Linked DNA regions of Homo sapiens: region 2 is linked to region 1. A link is a loop called in an ENCODE intact Hi-C map of the cell type or tissue named here. Cell type or tissue: PC-3. All regions are shown on one strand. Each heading gives the region's core, and the rest is flanking DNA. Links, peaks and the distances in the headings are about the cores only.

What was found. Hi-C counts contacts between places; a loop is a spot of excess contacts. Peaks named below come from ENCODE experiments on the same cell type or tissue, not always from the same donor. Only the 100,000 strongest peaks of a DNase experiment are listed, where the experiment ranks them.
Region 2: it touches region 1 in a loop (5-fold over the local background); 4 of 110 quality-filtered maps call a loop at or near these places.

What each region holds. Positions count from the first base shown.
Region 1 is chr6:106,691,620-106,694,536 of GRCh38, reverse strand. No RefSeq gene overlaps it. Among named protein-coding and RNA genes, the nearest start is that of LINC02526, 2.4 kb to the left of the region's middle. In PC-3, for the core only: no CTCF peak of the experiment used is centred there; no DNase peak of the experiment used is centred there.
Region 2 is chr6:106,747,314-106,750,230 of GRCh38, reverse strand. The region is part of intron 1 of LINC02532 (long intergenic non-protein coding RNA 2532); the gene reads left to right. Among named protein-coding and RNA genes, the nearest start is that of MIR587, 35 kb to the left of the region's middle. RefSeq lists an enhancer at 959-1,884. In PC-3, for the core only: a CTCF peak has its summit at 1,595 (motif pointing right); no DNase peak of the experiment used is centred there; H3K27ac peaks cover 2,357 bases.

The DNA.
Region 1 (2,917 bases), core at 225-2,724:
AGGCGTGCCCGCCACAGAGAAGGCATCACAGCTACATGTTAATTAACCAAGAGGACATGGTCCAACCTCACATCTCATTGTCAGAAAACGTTTTTACCAGAGGAAGCCATGCCAGGAGCCCAGCATTTGTGCTGAGCTGCGACCTGCCCTGCAGTTACAGCTGAGAGAAGGTCAAGTCTTCCTCTTCCTTAGCCCCTGCCTCCTCTTGTCTCTGCCTTCTAAGGGAACTACTGCCTCACTCCACTCCTGCCTCTTAGCCCTCCAGAGAGTCCATCCCCTCTCCTCCTTTCCTCATTCTAATCACCAAACATCTCTATGGTGCCTTCAGAATGTGAGATTTTTTTTTTTTAATGCATGCAGTTTTGTTTTAAAGCAGCGTTAGTCTTAGGGTTCATTAATTAAAACATCACACTTAACTGGACCATTAACTCATTCATGGCTAACTTCTCATGGCTAGATCCCCTGCACCCACTCTTTCTGCCAGTTCCTAGGACTGTTGAAACAGGAATGAGCTGTAAACAGGTTTGAGAACGGTGCAGGGAGTTTCAAGATTAGCTTTCCTTTTTCTGTTCATCAGAAGGAAAAGAAATTAGATTTTGGAGTCATTTGACAAGGGTTAGGAGGGGGGCAAGGAAACTGTTACTTAATTATTAATAATCTTTTTAGAAGTCCCATAGGTTTATTACTGAGGAAAACCCATGGGAGGTCATATTACCGCCCTGGCACAGAGGAGGAGTTCCATCCACAGCTGTTGAATGATGTGTGAATATCGCCCTGCAAGGAATCACTCCCCTGCTTGGTATTTTATATTTTGTTCCCTAAGTTTGTCCCTTAGGATTCTTCTTCCATCACAGACTGTATCAATGGAAACAAGAGATGAGTTTCTTAGAAACAGCTTCTGTCAACAGTCCCTCCACCTCCCTCCACCTCCTCTGCCACAAGTGGTGAGGCTGTAAACAGCTTTTATCAGAACACTGGCACTTGGAAAAATATAAAACCAATTAGGGAGCTGTGAAATGACTCAAGAGAGCATGACTGGAGAGCTAGAAGGAAGAATACACACACACCAGACAAGAGCCTTTAAGATGTAACCTTTGGGAAGACAGCGTTGATTGTAAATAGTCAAGCTCTAAGTTTAATCATTTGGTAGTTACTGAACTTCTTTGGACACATTTGTGTGTGTGTGTGTGTGTGTGTGTGTGTGTGTGTGTGTGTGTGCTTTGTAAGGTTGCTGGACTGAGGAGATTCATCCAGGGGACAGTCTAGATAGTTCTTCAGGGAAACGTTTTAGGTGTCCTTTTGCCTTGTGTATTAATCTGCTCAGGCTGCCAGAACAAAGTACCAAAGACTGCATGGCTTAAACAACAGAAATGTATTTTCTTGCGGTCCTGGAGGGTGGACATCCAAGATCAAGGTGCCAGCAGAGTTGGATTCCCCTCAGGTCTCTTTCCTTGGCTTGCACATGGCTGCTCTCCTGCTGCCTCTTCACACAGTTATCCCTCTTCGGGTGTGGACCCCTGGTGCCTCTCCCTCTTCTTACAAGGAAATCAGTCAGATTACATTAGGGCCCCACCCAATGACCTCATTCAACCTAATTACCTCTTTTTAAAAAATTAAAAACAAATAGAGGTGGGGTTTCACTATGCTGTCCAAGTTAGTCTTGAATTCCTGGGCCCAAGTGATCCTCCCACCTCGGCCTCCCAAAGTGCTGGGATTACAGGTGTGAGCCACTGTGCCCGGCCACCTAATTACCTCTTTAAAGGCCCTTTGACATACAAATTTTGGAAGGACATAATTTCTTTCACAACATCTTGTTTGCTTGCACTGGGTGACAAGTAACACCCTTTCTTCCCTGCACCCTCTCTTTCTGCCAGTTCCTAGGATTGTTGAAATAAGAATGGGCTGTAAACAGGTGAGGGAATTGTACAGGGAGCTTTCGTAGCTTTCCTTTTTCTGTTTGTCAGAAGGAAAAGAAATTAGATTTCAGAGTCATTTGACAAGGGGTGGGAGGGGACAAGGAAATAATTAATTATTAGTAATCTTTTCAGAAGTTCTGTAAATTTATTATAGAGGAAAACCCGTGGGAGGTCACATTACAGTGTTTTCATTTGAATCTAGGACAAAGAATGGGCTTGGTAGCTATAGTTTCTCTCCAAGTCTAGGAATGCATAACATTTGTAGGTTTTAGTCTCCAAGGGTGTTTTGTGTAGCAGTAGAAGCCAAATTCATTACAAAGGAGAGGCTGGAGCAAGTTGTCATGTGATGCCGCCGACTTGGTGAGTCAGGACTTGCCACCGAAGCCCAACTGCCTGGCAGTCCCCTGCCAGGATAAACTCCAGCAAAAACCCTTTAATGACCTGCAGAAACCAGATGGCAGGCTTTGCTTTTCAAAGGAAAGAGATCATGTCAGGACCTCTGGAATTAAAAGTCCAGATTATTTTAAAAGGACTGGATATAATACTATTTGTGCAAAAGATTTTTTTTCTATATTATGTAAGTTTTTCAAGGTGCATACGATTATTCAGTAGTCTAGAAGAATATACACTATAGAAACAGATCAACCATGTTTCCTCTGGATGGTGGGATTACAGGCTCCTTCTTTTAATTTACTTGCATTTTCTAATTTTTTAATAAAGAGGTTGATATTCTTAATAATAAAAAAAGGTTTTTTTCAAAGATAGGAGCATTTTCAATTTGTTATTTTAGTCTTTCATTTACTCTACTAGCACTTGACAGCATAGAAATATCACCTTTGTTCAATGCCACAGATTAAAATGTGTTTAACTACCAATGTCTTAGATGAGAGTGACTGGAAGTGATGACTTTAGTGTGGCTCTGGGAGACATATCTTCTGTATGGCTATGGTTACTGGAACTCTATGTTTCACGTCCAGGAGAAACAGGTAGGTCTTCTAATC
Region 2 (2,917 bases), core at 159-2,658, 56 kb before region 1:
GACCTCAGTTTCCTCAACTGAAAATGAAGGAAAGAGCAAGCTAATCTTTTCCAATTCAAAATATTCTTTTGTTCTTGAAGGAGACTGTCAGTGCAGAAAGGGCTCCTAACCTGGAACAGCTGGGCAAGGGTTAACCCTGGTATAGGTTACCGTTAAGCAAGTACATCCTGTGCCTCTGGTCAAAGATGTCTCAGGCCAAAGCAGGTACTTGTCTCTAGTTAGTCTCTCTGCATCAGCACCAGGCCTTCACCCTAGTCCATGAGAAGGAAGACATATGCAGCTAAGGAATAGGAAGTGGATATTGTCAGTGCCTTCAAGACATGATGCATCCAGAACCCGGATCAGCCAGGAGCTGCAGAAAAGAAGCTTCAGGGCAGCAGGCCTCAGAACTGCTGCTAGCCAGTCCCCTGAAGCATTTGTTTCTCACCCTCTTCGTGCCTAGGGCAAGTAGAGCTGCAGCTGTCTGGCGCCACTGTAATGCTGTCTCCTCCTCTGAGTGAGTTCATCCTGGAAACATTTTCTCCCATAAGACATGCACAGGTCTTACGTTTACATGTTTCACTGAAAGAAATTTGATTCCACTGCTGGGATGACAAGGTAGGTCATAAATGAACACTTTTTAAGCACATCTTTAAAAAAATAATTTATTCCAATTGTACAAAACAATAGGGGAAAGGAAATAATATTGATTTGTTTATCCATTCATTGGTTTAACAATTACCTATTGTAGGCACTTACTATGAGCCAGGGATGGTTCTAAGTATAAACCTGCCCTGGAGGATCACATATTAATTTTTCTTACAACCAGCTTTATTGAGGTATACTTGCTATACAATAAAATTCACTCATTTTAAGTGTAAAGTTTGATGCATTTTGACAAATGCACGGGGTAGTATAACCACTACTAGGATCAAGATAGAGAATATTTACATCACCCTGAAAAGATTGCTTGCACTGCTTGTAGTCAATCTCCTACCCTCCCCCCAGCTACTGGCAACCACTGATCTGCTTTCTGTCACTATAGTTTTGCCTTTTCTAACATGTCATATAAGAAGCATATATTTTAGCAGTGAATACAACCAAATGAGTAAATAGACATTTGCATTCCCAAGTGAGGCAAGAGCTTTGAAATGGGACATACAGGCTGTGCTATGGAAGCATGTAAGCTAAGTTGGAAAGAGGCTTCTAAGCTGAGATCTGAAGGGGCAGTAGCAGTTTTCTAGGCGAAGAGTGAGAGTAAAGAGTGTTCCATGCTGTGAGGCTACTATATGCAAAGGCCAAGAGGAGACAGACCGCAAGGCAGATTCATCTGGGACCTACAAGTTTTCACAGCTCAAGGATGGAGTAGGAGAGGGTAGGAGTGGTTAGTCAAGACTTTGAAGAGATAAACCAGTTCAAACAAAGAAGTTCTTTCTAAGCATTGTTTGACCTTTATTCCCAGTAGGGAGCTATGGAAGGATCTTCAGCAGAAAACTGATGGGTTCAGATTTGCATTTTAGAAGGATCACTCTCTTGCATGTAGGGAACAGATGGAGGGCAAGGCAGGAGGTAGGGCCCCCCATTAAGAGGCTGGTGCAGTGATCCAGATGAGAGATGCTCAGAGCCGCCACCAGGGGAGGGCAGGCAGTGAAAATGAAGAGAAGTGGATAAATATTTGAGAAATGTAGGAAGCAGCAGTAACAGGAATTAGTAACTAACTGGATAGCGGAGAGGATGCGAGAGAAAGGCCTCACGGAGGATTCTTTGGTTTCTAGCTTGGACACCTGGGTGGAAGATGGTGGCATCAATAAGATAGCAACTTCAGTGGAGCAGGGTTGGAGGGGTAGGGAGAAGAGACAATAGGTTCTGTTTTAGACATGTTGAATTTGGGGGTGTCTAAGAAAATGATGTCCAGCAGACAGTTGGGTGTTCAGGTCTCAGGAAAGAGCTCTCCACGGAGCTTATTCTTTTCTAGTCTCTGTAAACAAGCTTCCAGGCTCTTTCATAAAATTTCCTTGCAAAAAAATCAAAGGATTTGTCCTGTCAAGTGGAATGTTTTTCATATGAAGGGGATTGGCTTCTTGTGTAGTTTAGTCTAGAGAGATTTGTTTCCATGCTACAAACCTTTGAAAAACCGGGAAAAAAGTAGTGATGTCCAACTTTAGTGACATCTCCTCTTCTTCCTCAATACAATCAATCCATTGACATAATAATGTTGAATATCTTGCAGATGAGGAAAGAAAAATGGAGTCAAATGAGCACACCGAGGCCAACCAGATCTGAGCTTTCTAATCTTAAATTGCCTGGGGGTGTGGATGTTATGTGTCTACTGACATGGACAGATTGTGTATGGTTGCCTTTATAAAATGAAGCCCATAGAAATGTTTCAGTAAATACAGTCCTCCAAGTGAACTAAATGTCAAAGGAAAATCTTTTCCTTGCCATCCTCCTTTTCTCTTTTAAACGGAAAGATCCTAAAGAAGCTGTATTAGTGCCCTCAAGAGAAACAGAAGCAATAGGATATATAGATCTATATATTGGATCCTATATCTAGGAATAGGATATATAGATGTATATATCCTATATATAGATCTGTCCTATTGATCTATAGATCTATATAGATATATATCTTATATCAATATATAGGATATATAGAGAGGTACACACATAGGCCTGATGTATATACATAGGTCTGATGTCTGAGGCCAGAAGATAGATGCCCCAGCTCAAGAAGGGAGCACATTCACCCTTACTCTGCCTTTTGACGCTACTTGGGTTCTCCATGGATTAGATGGTGCTCACCCACATTGGTGAGGGCAGGTGTTCTTTATGCAGCTACCCTCATGACACACCCAGAAATAATGTTTTACCAGCTGTCTGGGCAAGCCCTTGGCCCAGTCAAATTGACACATAAAGGTAGCCATCATAGAAACTCATT